Linked DNA regions of Homo sapiens: region 1 is linked to region 2. A link is a loop called in an ENCODE intact Hi-C map of the cell type or tissue named here. Cell type or tissue: gastrocnemius medialis. All regions are shown on one strand. Each heading gives the region's core, and the rest is flanking DNA. Links, peaks and the distances in the headings are about the cores only.

The links. Peaks named below come from ENCODE experiments on the same cell type or tissue, not always from the same donor. Only the 100,000 strongest peaks of a DNase experiment are listed, where the experiment ranks them.
Region 1: a loop joins it to region 2, with 5 times the contacts of the local background. A loop is called at or near these places in 1 of 110 quality-filtered maps.

What each region holds. Positions count from the first base shown.
Region 1 is chr21:37,336,152-37,341,403 of GRCh38, forward strand. No RefSeq gene overlaps it. Among named protein-coding and RNA genes, the nearest start is that of DYRK1A, 28 kb to the right of the region's middle. In gastrocnemius medialis, for the core only: no CTCF peak of the experiment used is centred there; DNase peaks (open chromatin) are centred at 1,281, 2,590 and 3,000; H3K4me3 peaks cover 790 bases; H3K27ac peaks cover 3,149 bases.
Region 2 is chr21:37,204,634-37,209,885 of GRCh38, forward strand. DSCR9 (Down syndrome critical region 9) reads left to right here and starts at 3,870. Exons shown (of 3, transcript NR_026719.2): 1 at 3,870-3,911; 2 at 4,021-4,123. RefSeq lists enhancers at 2,534-3,370, 3,669-3,858. In gastrocnemius medialis, for the core only: no CTCF peak of the experiment used is centred there; DNase peaks (open chromatin) are centred at 3,068 and 3,568; H3K4me3 peaks cover 1,690 bases; H3K27ac peaks cover 4,000 bases.

The DNA.
Region 1 (5,252 bases), core at 592-4,591, 130 kb after region 2:
CACTGCGCCCAGCCTTTTTTTTTTTTTTTTTTTTTTTTTTTTGAGACAGGGTCTCACTCTGTCGCTCAGGCTGGAGTACAGTGGCACTATCGCAGCTCATTGCAGCCTTGATCTCCCAGCTTAAGTGATCCTCTCACCTCAGTCTCCCAAGGACTACAGAGGTGCACCATCAGGCCTGGCTAATTTTTAAATATTTTTGTAAATTCCAGGTCTCGCTATGTTGCCCAGGCTGGTCTCCAATGCCTGGGCTCAAGTGATCCTCCCACCTTGGCCTCCCAAAGTGCTGAGATTACAGGCATGAGTCACCTCGCCTGCCTTATATTTTGTTTATCCATTTATTTGCTTCTACCTTTTGGCTCTCGTGAACAATGCTACAATGGACATAGATATGTAAATATCCCTTCAAGATCTTGCTTGCAAATCTTTGAGGTATATACCCAGAAGTTGAGTTACTGGATCTCATAGTAATTCTGTTTAATTTTTCCAGGGACTGCCATACTGTTTTCAATAGTGGCTTCACCATTTTACTTTCCCATCAACTGTGCACAAGCGTTCTAATTACTTCACATTCTGCCAACATTTGTTATTTTTGTGGAGTTTTTGGTTTTATTTTTATTTTTTATAGTAGACGTCTTAAGGGGTGTGAAATGTTTCCCTTTAACAGAGTTGAGGCTGAGTGTGGTGGCTCACACCTGTAACCCCAGCACTTTGGGAGGCTGAGGTGTGTGGATGGCTTAAGCCCAGGTGTTCGAGAGCAGCCTGGACAACATGGCGAAACCCCGTCTCTACCAAAAATACAAAGATTAACTGGGCGTGGTGGCACATGCCTGTAGTCCCAGCTACTCAGGTGACAGGCGGGAGGGTCACCTGAGCTTGGGAGGTCGAGGCTGCAGTGAGCCATGATTGTGCCTCTGCACTACAGTCTGGGTGACAGAGTGAGACCCTGTCATAAATAAATAAATAAATAGTGAGTTGAACCCATTCACATTTAATATAGTTACTGATTTCTGATATTTTATGTTTTTTATTACATTGTTCTCTTTATTATTTCTTTTACTTTCTTATTTCCTAGGATTTTTTTTTTATACACTGAATTTTCTTTTTTTAAAACTCTCTTCTGGTTGTTTGAAAAGTTATACGTACTATTTCTTTTTTTTTCTTTTTTTTTTTTTTTAGAGATGGGATCTTGCTATGTTGCCCAGGTTGGCCTTTGAACTCCTGGCCTCAAGGGATCCTACTCCGTCAGCCTCCAGAGTAGCTGAGACTACAGGTGCACCCCACGGAGCTGGGCTTTCTTCCTATTTGTCTATTTTCAGGTAAAGGCTCATGTTCCTTGAACACCTGCTATGTTCCAGCCCCTATGCAGACCTTTTTATATTGATGATCTCATTTAATCCTTACGACAGCCCTATGAGGTTGCTCCTATTTTTAAAAATAAACTTTATATTTTAGAATAAATTAATTTTAAATTAGAATTAACTTAGAATTATTTAGAATAAATATTTTTACTTTAGAGTAATGTTTTTAGGACTTAGATTCTAAAAAGAAAAAGGAAAGTGCTGTAGGCAGTACAGAGAGTTTCTGTTTACTCTACACCTAGTACACCCAGTTTCCTTTAGTATTCATAGCTTCCATGGATATGGTATGCTTGCCAAAATTAATGAACCAATAGTGACACATTTTATTAGCTAAAATCTGTAGTTTATGCACATTTCCCAGGTTTTTGTCAAAATTTTACAATCTGTGTCAACATACCACACGACATCAGCCTCCTGTCTCCCTTAGGTTCTTGTTGGCTATGACAGTTTCTTTGTTTCGATGACCTTGGCAGTTTAGAGGAGATGGCCTTTAATTTAATAAGACCTTTTAAACATCTTTCTCCATAAACATTTAGAATGAATCAGTATCCATAATTTTTCCCTCTGGAATAAGATAAGATCTTAAACATCTCATGCTTTGTAGGAATAATCTAAAATTTCAGTTCCAATTGAGCAATAAAATTCTTTCTACATTTCTCTTTCTCTTTAAAATAGTTTCTTAAATGTCTTAATCTTAAGATCTCAGTATAAATTTTATCAGTTTATTTATATTTGTTACCACTTTTTCATGTTTTGAATTTAATTATCTTTCTTGAATTACTTTTTCCCCCCCGAAGGAAATATTTTCAGAAAGGATGGTTGGGTGATAAACTTTCTGAGCCCTTCATGGTCAAGCTTTTCTTATTTGCAACATGGAGATCAAAATACCTATCCCACAGAATTGCTGAAGATGAACGAATTCATACTTTTAAGCTTTTAGCAGAGTTCACCATATAAGCAATCAATAAATGTTAGCTCTTGTTACTATTACAATGAGCACATATTATTTTGTAATTATAAGGAAAACTATGCACGGACGCACGCAAGGAAGGAGGGATAGTGGTAAAGAAGGTGATAATACGGAAAGTGATGTGACAGAATGGAAGAGCAGGTGACATAACCACTATTTTCAGCTTGGTAAATGTGGAAAAGTCCTGAGCATTTCTGCCAACCAGCTTAACCTGGGCTATGCTGTCATCCATGGTCCAGACAGCCACGTGGGTGTTAGAAGCCACATGGCCCATCTGTCTCCTCTGAGGTCACTGGAGTTTATCAGCTGTTGTGTACCCTTAGCATGAGTCAGGAGGGTTCTGGGAAAATGTCTTTCTAGTTGAAGGACTGGCAATTCAGTTCAAAGATTAATAAACACAAAATAACACTTGAGAAGCATGTGTCATGTCAAATGCAGAACGTGTGTTCCAGAGGGAGGAACAAAACACGAGTGCTCTCTAAACAGACCAAAATTTCTTCAATTGATTCTTTGCTATTCATGAGCAAGGGAGGGAGAACAAATTGTTATGCCTGACACCAGATTTCAGGCCTGGAATTTTGTAGTGTGATTCATGCAGCTATATTTAATATTTGCAGAGTCATCCAGTAACCCCTGTCAGAGCCCAGGGAAGCCTTCACCCTGGGGCAACTCCCTTCTCCACCATCCATGCACTGCTTAGGGATCCTTGTAGGACGGTCTTGGTATGACGTATCATTCCTCGCATGCTTGAATGGCAGTTGTGTCTCCATAAACACCAGTGCCGGCCAAACACAGCCAGGTCTTTCATGTCAATTTAGGAATGTGTTGCCCTCATAAAGATAAGGCATTTAGTGCTCTTGACCTTGTTAAAGGTCTGTGACTGGCTCAGAATTTTTAATACCCGGGGAGTAGTGCGGAGGCGCGGTGGGGGATGGACTCTAGTTGTTTCCTGTGCTCAGGGTAGAATCCTGGAACCTGAGTTGCCAAAAAAAAAAAAAAAGAAAAGAAAAGAAAAAAAGGAAAAGAAAAATTGGATCATTAAGTTAGGATATTATGTTTAAATCTTATAATGTACTTGTAAATGTTGATGGCATAATATGTAAGTAACAAAAGACATGGCTTCATCAATTTCTACTTTAAAAGCTTTCACAGGAAAGAGATAAAGAATAATGTGGCTAATAAATGACATGCTGATAAAGTATTAAAAAGAACAGAACACTTCTGATGGCTTCACACTCTGGAAGGATGGGAAATAAGCAAACGCAAAATAAAACAGCTGGGTAGACTCAAAGGAAATAAAAAAGGGGTTTCCCCCACCCCTGTACATTCCCTCAAATAGGAGCTAAAAAGGAAAATAAAATTGCACCAAACCATGAGAGGGGAACATTTAAGCATTCTAATATTGTAAATAGACATTCAGGCTGAGTTTTCCATCCAAAAGCTAGGACAGGAAATAAATCCTTAAGCATAACTAAGAGACTAATAAGGAAATATTTTCAGGGGTTTAAAGCAAATAGTTTTTTTAATGCAAAAACAACATAATCAAGACATATTATCACATGTCATATATGACAGCAAATATGCTTACCAGGCTTCTTCCAAGAGCAAATGAGATAAAAGTACTTTGAAACCATAAAACGTTATGCAAATGTGCAGTGATATTAGCGTTATTTGGGAAAATAAAAGCACTGGGCTTCTCCCTTTTCCTGTTTCTCATTCCTTTTATTTACCTTAAAATACAAGTTTATTTCTTCTCAATATACCTGAGGAGTTGCCTAGTAGGAAATGGAACACACACAAAATCCGGCTTTTTCTTCCTGTCTTATTGTTCGTTTGTCACAATATTTGTTTTTCCTGGTTGTTGTTTAAAAATTGTTATGGAAAATTTCAAACAGACATCAAGTTAGAGAGAATTTGATCATGAACGTCATGTCCTCATCCCTCAGACTCTACATGTGTTATTAGCTTTTTGGCCAGTCTTATTCCATCTATAATCCCACCTACTTTCCAACTCAGATTATTTTGAAGTAAATGCCAGACATCCTGTCATTTCCATTAGAATTCCTAAAAGATAAAAACTATTCAAAAAAGAACACGGGACAGAGGCAGGCGGATCACCTGAGGACAGGAGTTGGAGACCAGTCTGGTCCAACATGGTGAAACCCCGTCTCTAGTAAAAATACAAAAATTAGCTGGGTGTGGTGGTAGGCACCTATAATCCCAGCTACTTGGGAGGCTGAGGCAGGAGAATCGCTTGAACCTGGGAGGTGGAGGTTGCAGTGAGCCAAGATTGCTCCATTGTACTCCAGCCTGGGCAACAAGAGCGAAACTCCATCTCAAAAAAAAAAAAAAAAAGAATACAGGCTGGACGTGGCGGCTCACACCCATAATCTCAGCCCTTTGGGAGACCCTGGAGGAAGGATCACCTGAGCCCAGGAGTTTGAGACCAGCCTGGGCAACACAGAGAGACCCAGTCTCTACAAAAAATACAAAAATTAGCCTGGCATTGTGGCTGCGCCTGTAGTCCCAGCTACTGGAGAGACTGAGGCTGGAGGATGGCTTGAGCCCAGGAGATTGAGGCTGCAGTGAGCCGTGATTGCAACACTGCTCTCCAGTCTGAGTGACAAAGGAAGACTCTGTCAAAAAAAAAAAAAGAAAGAAAGAAAGAAAGGACCTTACTATAACAATTATTCTTGAATATCACCAAAATCCAGTCAGTGCTCCATTTCCCCGATTGTCCTGTAATTTTTTAAACAAGTTGTTCGAATCAGGATCCAAAAAAGTTCCCATTCATTGTGATTGATTGAGGTGTCTCTTTAGATTTTTTAAGCCTGGAGGTACTGGCACAACCTCCTTCTCTCTCTCTCCCTCCTCCTCCCACTCTTTCTCTCCCACCCCCTCCACCCTCAAACCCAGCAGGTCTG
Region 2 (5,252 bases), core at 718-4,717:
GTAAAGTGATAGGATGGTTGGTCAGAATGAGGACCAAAAAGCATCTGCAGTATGACCTCAGAAAGAAAGAAGGTATCAGAAGGAGAAGCTGGGAGGGTATACAGATGAGTAAATTCCTGGTGAAGTGCTCAGCACAGTGCCTGCACACAAACTCGTGATAACCGGAGCTAACAACTAACTGTCACTAAGATTAAGGGCCTGGAAATTGCACAAGAAAGAGTAGGATAGTACAGTAGGAAAGCCGCCGTTAGTTAGGAAGTCCACTTCCTCAGTGTGGCCTGGATTGGAACACGATCCAGTGGTGAAAAGAGCAAGAAGAAATCAGATCACCTCAAAGTCGTTTTGGAAAATAACAGCTTTGTTCCTGAGATCTCCCTGAATTGACTTCAGGAATATTGTGATTCTATAGCAATGGATCATTTCACCTTTTGGCTTTCCCAAATTATCGGACTGAGCAGCTTTGAGTCAACCTTTCCTATCCAGTTTGGGTTGAGGATCAGGGCCCTGTGGTGGGCTCACTAGGGATATGCCCTGGAGCATCGGTGTGGCCAGGCAAGGCTCATTGTAGTGGAGGTGTGTAGTCCAGACTCCCTGGCTTAGGGTGAGAACTGTTACCATTTGTTCCATCATCGCCTCTACTTTTTTTTTTTTTTTGAGACGGAGTCTAGCTCTGTCGCCCAGGCTGGAGTGCAGTGGCATGATCTCCACTCACTGAAACCTCCACCTCCTAGGTTCAAGCGATTCTTCTGCCTCAGCCTCCTGAGTAGCTGGGATTACAAATGCACACCAGTACACCTGGCTAATTTTTATATTTTTAGTAGAGACACGGTTTTATCACGTTGACCAGGCTGGTCTGGAACTCCTGACCTCAGGTGATCCACCTGCCTTGGCCTCCCAAAGTGCAGGGATTTATAGGCATGAGGCACTGTGCCCAGCCCATTGCCTCCACTTTATACTGTCTCTTCCTATTCTCCCTTTAAAGGTGAAAAAAGATAAATATTAGCAAGAATGCAGAAACTAAACAATAGTAAACTAGAAAATCCTAATGAGTCATCCATTAATCAAGTCGGATTGATAAACCATCATGGCAAAAAGAGACTTTTAACTATGTTAAGAAGAATAATTTGGGGGCCAGGGCCTGGTGGCTCACATCTGAAATCCCAGCACTTTGGGATGCTGAGGTGGGCAGATTGTTTGAGCTCAGGAGTTTGAGACAAGCCTGGACAACATAGTGAAACCCCATCTGCAAAAAATGCAAAAATTAGCTAGGCACGGTGGCACATGCCTGTGGTCCCAGCTACTTGGGAGGCTGAAGTGGGAGGATCACTTGAGCCTGAGAGGCAGAAGTTGCAGTGAGCCGAGACTGCACCACTGCACTCCAGCCTGGGTGACAGAGTTACCCTGTCTCAAAACAAAAACAAAAACAAGATCTCCATATGAAAATAAATGAAGCTTGACCTCTCACAGCATATACAAATGTCAATTCCCAATGGATCACAGTCCTCAATATGGAAAGCAAAATAATGCAGCTTCTACAAGAAAACAGACAATCTTCCTGCCCCTGGAATAGGCAAAGATTTTAAGGAATCACTAGCTCCAAGAATAAAATGTTGATAAACTGGATTTTGGTCTGCACTAAGAACTCTTAAGTTGCTGTTGAGAGAGTGAAAAGGCAAACCATGAAGTGGAAGACGCTGGTAATCCACACTTCCAACAAGACTCCTCCAGAATGTACAAATAACTACAAATCAGTAAGAAAAAGATAACAATATATTAGAAATAGGCAAGAGATTTGAATAGGCACTTCGCAAGTATCCAGATGGTTTGTAGGCATTTTGATAGCCACATTTGTTCAAAATCAATCACCAAGGAAATATAAATTAGAACATTGCTGGCAGGGTGATAGGGTTTGGATTCGTGTCCCTGCCCAAATCTCACGTCGAATAGGAGGAAGGGCCTGGTGGGAGGTGATTGGATCATGGGGGCGGATTTCCCCCTTGCTGATCTCATGATAGTGAGTCCTCATGAGATCTGATAGTTTAGAAGTGTGTGGCATTCCCCTTTGGCTCTCTCTCTCCTGCCCCCATGTAAGTCATGCTTGCTTCCCCTTCACCTTCCTCCATGATTGTACATTTTCCTGAGTCTCCCAGCCATGCTTCCTGTTAAGCCTGTGGATCTGTGAGTCAATTAAACCTCTTTTCTTCATAAATTAGCCGGTCTCAGGTAGTTCTTTATAGCAGCGTGAGAACGGACCAATACACAGGGTATTTTAAGTTGTCTTGAAGTTTCCTGGTTCTAGCAGGTAGGACCATGTACTTAGCAAGGACCTGTTTTGCTGTTCTCTGGGGCATGGGTGAAGGTCTGGGGTGTGAGAGGCTACAGTGAGCTGTAATCACACCACTGCACTCCAGCCTGGGGGACAGAGTGAGACCCTGTCTCAAAAAACAAAAAAAAAAATTGAATCATGTATACACTTATATCAAAAACCAATGTACTCCTGATTACCTCAACTTATTATGTTGGGATTATTGAGGTCTATAGTATCTGTATGGTGGAAATACCGTATAATGCAACTCTTCCCAACTCTGTGTTTAGTGGGGTGACACTGGTAGCTTGAAATCAACCATCGTTGGAGTACTAACACCACAGTCATTGGCAAATGCTGTTTTGCTTCCCTGGAAAAGCTGGTAAAGCCTGGAGTTCTGCTGGTCTGGTGGTGCTGGTCTGGTGGTGCTTGATACCTTTCTCATTTCACATTTGAAATGGTGATTCAGGCACTCAGCAAACCCTGCTGGGATGATTTCTGCTGAGAGAGCTCCTTCCCATTGCTCTTTGGCTAGGGTCCTCACTTCCCTTGCCACCGCCTGGCCTTGCCTGGTTCTCTGCCATCCTGGAAAGGAGACACTGCTCTCTGCAGCGTCTCTGGCCCAGAGACAGGCCGAGTCTGTCATTGCATTAGCCTCTTAGTGGTTCCTTGGGGGCCACTCCCAGCAGAACCTCTGTCCCTGCCACAACAGGTCCTGTGCTACGAAACACCAAGGAAGTCCCCTTCCTGCCTCTGGCCAGGCCCTGCCTGAGAGGGTGCATGTGAATGCAAAGCAGGTCTGTTTCAGGAGTGCCCAAAAAGAAGCCACCAGGAGGACACCTCCATGCCAGAGGTGACTCATCTTACCTCCCAGAGGAAGGACTGGGGCCGGTCCCTTGGCCTTGCCAGGACAGCCTCCACAACGAGCAGCTGGTATGGTTACAGGGCTCCTGTGGCAGGCACTTTCAAAGAGACAAGCTTGCTCTCTGTAACATGTGCCTTTGTGTCAAACAGACCTGTCATTGTTTTCAGCAAATACCTTGGGACTTCAGTGCATAAATACCATTCTAGGTATTTTTCAGAAGTTGTGTATAAAGGCATTCTGCCTAATTCCTTCAGTCCTCTATTTCAGTTTCTATTTATTTGGTGTGATAGAAAGCTCTTAATTTAGATCTCCCCACCGCCAGTTCCAAGAAATCTGCCACCAGCTCCAAGCCTCATGTCCTGAAGTGCCACCTCATTCCCGCGGGGTGAGCCAGCAGCCTCTGAAAAGAGGAAGCCATTGAACAGATCACACTGTGCCTCCCGCCGCTGGCTGCCGCCCCAGCGCCAGCAGGACTCCGGCTTTGACTGGGGACTCACTGGAGGCCACATCGCTTTTGCTTCCAGTTTCCAAACTGCCACCACCTCGAAACTGCCAGACCTTTGAAAGCTGAGGCACAGTGCCTCACCCCTTCCTTCAGAAGACTGTCCAGCTCCCCCTCCTTCCCCTCCTCCCTCCCCCACTGGGGACCTCTCCTAGGGGAGGGGTCTGGTGTCCTCAGCTGGCTCCTCTCCACCTTCGCTTCTACCCGGGGGCTCCAGTGCATCTGGCTTTATCTCTGGGGTGAGCCATGCGGCCCTGGTCATCTGGACGGGCCACTGAACTCCACACATTCACCTGTTCACTGGCTCATCCATTCATTCATCTGGTCTCATGTGCTGCCCTGTTCTAGGTGCTTCCATACAAAGGGGACAGAAGAGATGATGGAAGGCCTCAGTACTGCAGGAGGGGAGACGGATGTCATCTACAATCACACAATACATGGGAGGTCACAGGTGATCCCGAGGAAAACGAAGCTGGGAAGGGGATGAGGGAGTCTCTTTGTCTAAACTTGACCCAGGTTTAGACAGAAGCCAGGAACGGCGTCATCTGAGTGCAGCCTGAGGGACGGGGGAGGAGGTAGGGGCAGGGGCGGGCAGTCAGGCAGAGAAGCCAGTGGAGCGATGCCCGCTAGGGTGTTTCCAGAGCCCGAGGAGGCCAGAGCCGCTCTTTGCCTGGAGGATTGTACAGAAGTGGGGATTCCCAGGGGGTGGATGGGGGTGGGGGCTGGGGGGCAGTGGCCTGAGCCTGGCAGCTCAGGGATTCATGCGGCAGGCGGTGCAGCTTGTTGGTCAACCTCATGAAATACTAGTTTTGCACGTGGCCTTAGACTCTGGGGACTTGGTCTGGGGCCAGGTAGGGGGCATTTCTGATGTGATGTCACCTGTGTTACTCTATCCGTCAGGGCCTTACGGAGCCCTTGCTTCCTCCAACACCCCCACCGGCTTTCTCCTGTGGCTTAAAATTGACCTAGTCAGTCCTGCCAGTGGGTCTACCCTGCAGGCCCATGGGAGCACCCATGGATCCCAGTCCTGGCCCAAGCACCTGCCCTCACTGCTACCCACCCCAAGCCATCAGCCTCATTCTCACTTTACCTCCTCACACCTGGTTTCACTGAAGCCTGGGCCAGCCCCCTCAACCCCTTCCCAAGCTCCCATCTACCCCTGCCACAGCCCTGCTCCCTGCAGCAGGGGCCTCAGAAGTTAGTCTCTTGGAGCGCTGGGGTTAAATGAATGTGCCTTGCACATACTAGCTGCTCAGTAAACACAAAAAAACTCAACCCAGGCTCCAGAACAAGAGCCACACCCCACAAGCTGGCTGTGGTGGCCTCTGAATCTGAATTCCCACCTCCATGTGACCTTCCTTAAGCCCCTCACTCCAGCCCTGCTCTTCACCATCTCCCAACATGATATTTACTAATGGTCATTTCAGGTACTGTGTTACCTGTCCACAAACATTGCAGCATTTAATTTCCCCAAGTACCCTATGAAGAAGAGATTACTCTTGCCTGCATTTTACAGACAAGGAAATAAACCTAAAAGGTTAAGTGATTTCCCCAAGGTCATGTAACTGGAAAATGTCAGG